2 separate regions of the Homo sapiens genome follow, and region 2 is linked to region 1. Evidence: read pairs that join two places in POLR2A ChIA-PET (ENCODE). Cell type or tissue: K562. All regions are shown on one strand. Each heading gives the region's core, and the rest is flanking DNA. Links, peaks and the distances in the headings are about the cores only. Region 1 holds the start of KHDC1L (KH domain containing 1 like). Region 2 has its middle 200 kb from the start of KCNQ5.

Region 1 (4,396 bases), core at 236-4,235:
TCTTCCCTACCACACACAAACATCTCCTGCAAAATTTTTTTTTTTTTTGAGACGGGGTCTCGCTCTGTCACTCAGGCTGGAGTGCAGTGGTGCGATCTCGGCTCACTGCAACCTCTGCCTCCCGGCTTCAAGCGATTCTCCTGCTGCAGCCTCCTGAGTAACTGGAATTACAGGTGTGCACCACCACACTCCGGCTAATGTATTTGTATTTTTAGTAGAGACAGGGTTTCAGCATGTTGGTCAGGCTGGTCTTGAACTCCTGCCCTCCTGATCCGCCCACCTCAGCCTCCCAAAGTGCTGGGATTACAGGCATGAGCCACTGCACCCGGCCGAAGAATATTTTAAGCAGTCAAGTTTGCTCAGTGATTGTCATGCAACAAGATATAGAAAGTCTATTCTGTAACTATATTTGAAACCAGAGAGAGATAACATTCTGCAGTGAAGACCACATTAGTCTCTCAACTTCCTAGATAAATTTACCAGAATAATCATCAAATTGCACCATTTTAGAGAACTGGCTCCTACTCCTTAAACACGCCTTGGACTGCCCTAGTCAACTCCTACAATGGGCTCCCTATGACACTATCCTATCAAGTTTATTTTCCTCTATTGTTTGCTCTCCCTTGACGCAACACACCAAATAAACCAAGTCGTGTTGGAATACACTGTGTGGTCACTGGGTGGCTGCCGACACCTGTGCAAATCTAGGGAGCCCATTTGGAGCCTTCCTGCACCTCCATACCCTCAACCCCCTGCTCCAAAATTCTTTGAATTTAGAGTGAAGAAAAATTTCTGATTCCAGGACATCAGAAAGCCAAGCACTTATCAGATGATTAAGTTTGACTTGAAAGAATTAAGCTCAGAGCAGATAATTACTTGGAATGAATTATCTTGGGAAGACCTCCGGGGATTGGACATCCACCCTAAGGTGGATCAAGGGGCGGGTTGTTTGGATTCCAACAACCCTTATTAAGGACAACCCTTTTTAAGGACAGAGCCTAGGCCCTTCCTCGCTTTTCCAAGTCTTTTGCCAACCAGTTTGTTAGACTTTCCCCTATTCTGAATCAGGTGGGAGCACAGCATGGCCGTGGGAACGAGTGCTCTCAGCAAGGAGCCGTGGTGGACCCTGCCCGAAAACTTTCATTCTCCAATGGTGTTCCACATGGAAGAGGACCAGGAGGAGCTCATCTTCGGTGAGTGGCCTTTGCCCACGTCCCCTCCTTCATCTGTTTTTTATTTTTATTTTTTTGAGACAGATTCTCGCTCGTGATCTTGGCTCACTGCAACGTCTGCCTTTTGGGTTCAAGTGATTCTCCTGCTTCAGCCTGCAGAGTACCTGGGATTACAGGCGCCTGCCACCACGCCTAACTAGTTTTTGTACTTTTTTTTTTTTTTTTTTTGAGACTCGAGACGGAGTCTTGCTCTGCCGCCCAGGCTGGAGTGCAGTGGCGCGATCTCGGCTCACTGCAAGCTCTGCCTCCCGGGTTCACGCCATTCTCTCACCTCAGCCTCCAGAACAGCTGGGACTACAGGCGCCCGCCATCACGCCCGGCTAATTTTTTTTGTATTTTTAGTAGAGATGGGGTTTCACCGTGTTAGCCAGGATGGTCTCGATTTCCTCACCTCCTGATCTGCCGGCCTCGGCCTCCCAAACTGCTGGGAATACAAGTGTGAGCCACTGCGCCCGGCCTCGTGTTTTTTTTTTTTTTTTTTTTTTTGATATGGAATCTCTGTCGCCCAGGCTGGAGTGCAGTGGCGCGATCTCGGCTCACTGCAAGCTCCGCCTCCCGGGTTCACGCCATTCTCCTGCCGCAGCCTCCCGAGGAGCTGGGACTACAGGCGCCTGCCACCACGCCCGGCTAATTTTTTGTATTTTTAGTAGAGACGGGGTTTCACCATGTTAGCCAGGCGTGTGTGGAACTCCTGACCTCAACTGATCTACCTGCCTCGGCCTCCCAAATTGCTGGGATTACAGGCATGAGTCACTGCGCTAGGCCGGCCTCCTTCATCCCCTTCTCGATTTTCAATCTTCCCCTCTCCTCCCACCTTCATGAGTCACACATCCCTACCCTCAAGGCCACCTCCTCACTCCCCAAGGACTGGTGGCTGACAGTTTCTCTTCTCACTTCTTGTGCTTACAGGACTTGATGACACGTACCTTCGCTGCATTGAGCTGCACAGCCACACCCTTATTCAGCTGGAGAGGTGTTTCACAGCTACAGGCCAGACACGTGTGACTGTAGTCGGACCACCAATGGCAAAGCAGTGGCTGCTGCTCATGTTCCATTGCGTGGGGAGCCAGGACTCCAAGTGTCACGCTCGAGGTAGGTATCCTTGGCCGAACTGTGGAGGTGGAGGGCTTGATGGTGGAGTTCTGGCTGTGTTGTGTGGCATCTTGGATTCGTGAAGAATCCCTTGTGTGGCTGGGGAATCCAGGTGCTTCCCAGAGTCCATTGGGAAGGGAAGGGCTCATTTTTGTGGCATGCGATTGCTCAGGGAGGAGAGGGTAGCAGGGAGGAGTAAATGGGTTACCTTGGAAGACCTGGGCTGGGGTGACATCCTCTCTGGAACCTTCCTGGTGGAGTCTGGGCCTACTAAGGGCCCCAGTAATGGGACTCTGGTTCTTCAGCTCCAGGCAATTCTTTTGCAGGTCTGAAGATGCTAGAGCGTGTCCGAAGCCAGCCCCTGACCAATGATGACCTGGTCACCTCCGTTAGCCTGCCACCGTACACCGGAGACTGATCTCCCCTGGGAAGAGGGGATGAGAGGAGAAGTCTTGGCTTCGCTTTTGGTGAGAAAGACATGAAAAACACTGAAGAAAGTTTGAATTTGTGGCCAGACCTGCCCCTCTCAGGCCTTCTAGGCATGTGTCTGAGGGAAGTCTCCTGAGTGTTAGAAGTGTTATTGGCAAAGCAATCCAATAAAATAAGCTACCTATGATGCAAAGCCTTCGATGTGCTGTCCTCTTAGGATGAAATTATTCAGCCCTGAAGGGGATTCTCTGGGCAAGTGCTGAGGTCTGGGGAGGCCCAGCCCAGGGAAGGAGCCAGGCACAAAAGTCGGTGCTTTCAGGAACTCCTCCTCTCAGGCCTGGAGCCTGGTTAGGCTGCTCTGAGTTGAGTGAAAATGGGGGCTTCTGAAAAGGGACCCTCCTAGGAGCCCCAGGGTTTTCCTGGACCTTGAAGTGCAGACAAATGGGGAGAATGGAAAGGTGGGAGGAAGGCTCCAGATAGAGATGGAAAGTGTTCCCACCCCAACTGCCTGGTGAAGTAGGCAGCCAGGGAATCTGGTGAATATGAGGTAGCCAGCCTTGTCCCTGATTGCCCAAGTTTGTGGGTGGGGGTGAGCGTGGAGGGGGTGGTTTTCAGGGAGCAAAGGATTCTGAAGTCCCTCAAGCCATGAATTAAATTGACTAGGAAGGCTTCCTGGATCTCCATTGAAGAACTTTCTCCGATTGCGGAATCTACATGTTTCTGTAGCCAAGATTATCGCAAGCTAAACCTGTCCTCAGTTGAACTCTTCCTCTTCAAATTTGCATTTTCTCCAGCATTTCGTATCTATAATGAGGCAATTGCAGTACTCTAGGAGAGTGACGATGGTGACTTGGACCAGAGTGGAATGGTAGATGTGTTAGGAAATGGTTGAATTTGGGACCTATTTTGAAGCCAGCAAGATTTGCTAATTACATGGCTTTTACAAGGCCAGTTACCAAATATAAGTTAGAAAGGTCGGCCAGGCGCAGTGGCTCACACCTGTAATCCCACGAGTTTGGGAGGCTGAGGTGGGCGGATCACCTGAGGTTGGGAATTTGAGACCAGACTGACCAACATGGAGAAACCCAATCTCTACTAAACACACAAAAGTAGCCGGGCATGGTGGCGCATATGCCTGTAATCCCAGCTACTCAGGAGGCTGAGGCAGGAGAATCCCTTGAACCCGGGTGGCGGAGGTTGCGTTGAGCCGAGATCATGCCATTGTACTCCTGCTGGGGTAACAAGAGTAAAGCTATGTCTCAAAAAAAAAAAAAAAAAAAGACAACAAAAAACACATAAGTTAGAAAGGTCATATTCAGAGTGGAAAAACAAGTAGAGAAAATGTTGAAAGAAATCAAATTGTAGTGGCTGGGCACTGTGGCTCATGCTTGTAATTCCAGCACTTTGGGAGGCCAAGGGGGGCTCAGGAGTTTGAGACCAGCCTGGACAACTTGGTGAAACCCTGTTTCTCCCAAAAATATAAAAAAATTAGCCAGGTTTTGTGGTGGGCAACTGTCATCCCAGCTGCTGGGAGAGGGGTTTGGGGTGGGAGGATCGCTTGAGCAGGGGAGGCGGAGGTTGCAGTGAGTGGAGCTCGCGCCACTGCACTCCAGCCTGGGTGACAGGGAGACCCTGTCTCAAAC
Region 2 (4,396 bases), core at 186-4,185, 800 kb after region 1:
TTGTGGCACTATTCACAATAGCAAAGACTTGGAACCAACCCAAATGTCCAACAATGATAGACTGGATTAAGAAAATGTGGTACATACACACCATGGAATGCTATGCAGCCATAAAAAATGATGAGTTCATGTCCTTTGTAGGGACATGGATGAAGCTGGAAACCATCATTCTCAGTAAACTATTGCAAGGACAAAAATCCAAACACCACATGTTCTCACTCGTAGGTTGGAATTGAACAATGAGAACACATGGACACAGGAAGGGGAACATCACACACTGGGGCCTGTTGTGGGGTCGGGGGGAGCGGGGAGGGATAACATTAGGAGATATACCTAATGTTAAATGACGAGTTAATGGGTGCAGCACACCAACATGGCACATGTATACATATGTAGCAAACCTGCATATTGTGCACATGTACCCTAAAACTTAAAGTATAATAAAAACAAAACAAAACAAAAAAAGTAAGGAAACAACAGGTGCTGGAGAGGATGTGGAGAAATAGGAACAGTTTTACACTGTTGGTGGGACTATAAACTAGTTCAACCATTGTGTAAGACAGTGTGGTGATTCCTCAAGGATCTAGAACTAGAAATACCATTTGACCCAGCCATCCCATTACTAGGTATATACCCAAAGGATTATAAATCATGCTGCTATAAAGACACACGCACATGTATGTTCATTGCGGCACTATTCACAATAGCAAAGACTTGGAACCAACCCAAATGTCCATCAATGATAGACTGGATTAAGAAAATGTGGCACATATACACCATGGAATATTATGCAGCCATAAAAAATGATGAGTTCATGTCCTTTGTAGGGACATGGATGAAGCCAGAAACTATCATTCTCAGCAAACTATTGTAAGGACAGAAAACCAAACACCGCATGTTCTCACTCATAGGTGGGAACTGAACAATGAGAACGCTTGGACACAGGAAGGGGAACATCACACACAAGGGCCTGTTGTGGGGTGAGGGGAGAGGGGAGGGTTAGCATTAGGAGATATACCTAATGTAAATGACTAGTTAATGGGTGCAGTACACCAACATGGCACATGTATACATATGTAATAAGCCTTCATGTTGTGCACATGTACCCTAGAACTTAAAGTGTAATAATAAAAAAAAGAAAAATATTGGTGCATTTTAATATAGCAAGTTTACTGGATCAGATTTCTAGCTAATTCTTTGTCTGTTGGAAACCTGTACCTAGTAGAAGTTAAAATGATTTAAATGCATTATAACCAGATTGTAGGAAGTGCGTGGAAGTCATAAGAAAAGCCAATACTCTGTGATTTCAATAGCAACAGAGATCAGGTACCTACTGAGGAAATGAAACATGAACTCCACGAAGACACGGACTATTCTGCAGAATATGCTCACCCTCATCAGGACTAGATTTAGATCCAATAACTTGTCCTTAGTGCCTTCCAGAAGCCCTGCTGGCCTTCCCATCGGCAGGCACTTTTGCCTCCATCCCAATTCCTAAGTCCTCAATTTCCCTGGAATATCGAAATACTAGCTTTTCCCCACAGTCCAATTCAGTCCTGTCTCAACTGTGATGGACTAGCCTCTCAATTTCGCTTCCATCTGGATTACTTCACTAATTGGTGAATTGTGTGTAACTAGCTCTTAAGGATATACAACGCAACATTGCTTAGTACTGTGGCATGTGTCTACATCTTTATTCTCTATGTAGGTTGTGAACTTTGGGGAGCAGGCATCATGTTTCATACTTTTGTAGTGTCCACTCCAAGAAAATTCTGAGCATATGTTCAGCACATTCTTATTACTTAAGTCACAGTTTCCCACAGGCTTGCTAAAGGGGAGGGAAGAACATACTGAGGAGATGACCTGGACTTACTAATTGAAATCTCCCTGCAGAATGGGCTGTTAATTGCTCATGCAATTCATTTGTCAACACTTGAATTCATACGAATTTTCAGGGAATTAAGGAGAAATGGTAAGTGGAAGTAGTGGTGGAGAATCAGCAGAAAAGAATTCTGTGTGGACTTCCATTAATTCTGGTTACTTTTCCTTATGAAAGTTCTGCCTGTCCCTAAATATGATTTATAAGCTGCTAGGTACTCACTGGTATATGAAAGCATAGCTTCTTCCGACAGCTGACTACCAGTGCATTAAATTTGCAATATGTTTCTATTTTTCCTTTTTTTTGGCCGAAGCAAATAGCTGTTATTGTCTCTATTTCCTGTAACTGTTATTGCTACCATTAATCTCTCCAATGAGTTTAACAGAGAGGCATAAATCTACCCCTAATACCAGATAAGAAAGGCACTCAAAGAAATATACAGATACTTAAACAAAAAATAATGCAATGTTAAGCTGAGCTATATTCTTTAGTTAAATCTTTTTTTTATATTTATTTTTTAAATCTCTAAGATAACCGAACATCGTAAGGGCTAAAGTAGTTATATTATTCAGATAAATTTAAAAATTCAAACATATAAATGGATGTTACAATGAGCATATTCAGAAATGATATGGTCAATATATATAAAGCAGTAGACCTGGAAGAAATGGCTGATGAATATTATTTGGGAATATGTCATAGCATGCCCACAATCTGCAAGCTGTCACATGTGGATACACCGACTTTTGTCTGCCATCCTCAAGCTAGTTTCTTCTCCTCCAGCTTGTTTGAGCAGTGAATGGACTTTTGTTTGAGAAGAAACAAATGTGTATTATTTCATCTGAGAGTAACTAGTTACATTTTCAAAAAACAGATCCTGACTTATACCACTTTGAGAGACTGGTATATATGTGGAAAGGTTTAAAGAAGTAAATAAACTAATACTGATGGTAATTCTAGGCTATCAAAATTAATTTTATGTTATTTAACATGTATTAAGCACTTGGTTTATGCCAGACATTGACAAAATGCTTTTACAGGCATTCATACATTTACATAACAAATATTTGATGGGTGCCCACCATATGCCAGGAATTATTTTATTTCTTTCTCATGATAACTCCACAAAATAAGAGCTATTCTTATGCACATTTTCTGATAAGAAAACTGAGATTTTCAAGCTTGATGAAATTACTCATGGTAAAATAATTAGAAAGTGGCAGAGCCAGAATTCTGTATCCAGAGCCCAAGCTCTTAAATCAGATGCTATATTGCCTCATATAATGCATCAAACCTGGAATTATGATGATAAACTGCAGTGCATAAGTTTGTTCTTATATATGGGAAGAGCAAGGAGATAAGTGAGAGCTACGCAAAGAGAAATGAGAATCAAGTCATTCCTCTTTACAAATTATACCTTTTCGCCGTATTTAGATAAAATTTTCAGAGTTTCATTTGTTTTGTTTACTTATTTTTTTCTCATTCTACCTTAACTCATGATGTGCTGGTAAGTTTTTAACAACTATTTTTTGGAATAAAAATCCCTGATTTATAACATTTGCCAGTTTCTGTGGTGTAAGTAATCACACCATGGGTGATTTCATGCTATTAATGTGAGTTGGGAGGGATATGGATATTCAGATTAACGAAGCCTAAAAGATCAACACAAGATTAATGAAAGATTAAGGAAGCCCAAGCAAGATCAATACAAAGAAGGAATACTCCAAGGCACATTATAATCAATTAGTCACAAGTCAAAGACAAAGAGAGACTCTTGAAAACAGCAATAGACAAGAGACTTGTCACATGTAAGGAAACCCTTATAAGCCTATCAGAAATTTTTCAACAGAAACCTTGCTAGCCAGGAGAGAGTAGGGATGATATGTTCAAAGGGCAGAAAAAAAGTAATGCCAACCAACAAGACTATGCCTGGCAAAGCTGTACTCAGAAATGAAGAGCTAAAGACATGCCCAGGCAGACAAATGTTGGGGAGGTCATTACCACTGGACATACCTTACAAGAAATGATAAAGGTTCTTCATGTTGGAATGAAAGCATGCTAATTAACAACATGAAGACATATGAAATTTAAAAACCCAATGGTAAAGGTAAATATATGGTCAAAATCAGAATGCTCTAATACTGTAACGGTAGTGTGTAAGTCACATATTTCTAACATAAAAGTCAAAAGACAAAGCTATTAAAAGTAATCATAACCACAATAATTTGTTAGGGGAACAATATAAAAAGATGTGAATTACGACATAAAAACATAAAATATGCAGGGGGAGCAAAAATGTAAAGGTTTTGTATGTGATCATAATTGTTATTAGCTTAAAATAATCTGTTATAACCATAAAAATAACCTGATATAACTATAAATGTTCTATGTAAGCCTCACAGGAAGAGACGTACACCAACAGCTCTTATAAACTGGCTTCAGCATGTCACACTGTTTATAACCTGCCACAATGGAGCATTCACTTAGTAGTTGAAAAAGTGATAAATTCCAGAAGAA

The links. Peaks named below come from ENCODE experiments on the same cell type or tissue, not always from the same donor. Only the 100,000 strongest peaks of a DNase experiment are listed, where the experiment ranks them.
Region 2: POLR2A ChIA-PET joins it to region 1 with 5 read pairs; 2 of 35 experiments call an interaction of 5 or more read pairs at or near these places.

Annotation. Positions count from the first base shown.
Region 1 is chr6:73,222,094-73,226,489 of GRCh38, reverse strand. KHDC1L (KH domain containing 1 like) reads left to right here and starts at 994. Exons shown (of 3, transcript NM_001126063.3): 1 at 994-1,193; 2 at 2,142-2,324; 3 at 2,651-2,946. The coding sequence starts at 1,082. The coding sequence ends at 2,742. It overlaps LOC122539213 (KHDC1-KHDC1L), which reads left to right. Exons shown (of 7, transcript NR_173146.1): 5 at 1,069-1,193; 6 at 2,142-2,324; 7 at 2,651-2,946. RefSeq lists enhancers at 1,910-2,204, 1,439-2,638. In K562, for the core only: no CTCF peak of the experiment used is centred there; a DNase peak (open chromatin) is centred at 2,069.
Region 2 is chr6:72,422,920-72,427,315 of GRCh38, reverse strand. No RefSeq gene overlaps it. Among named protein-coding and RNA genes, the nearest start is that of KCNQ5, 200 kb to the left of the region's middle. In K562, for the core only: no CTCF peak of the experiment used is centred there; no DNase peak of the experiment used is centred there.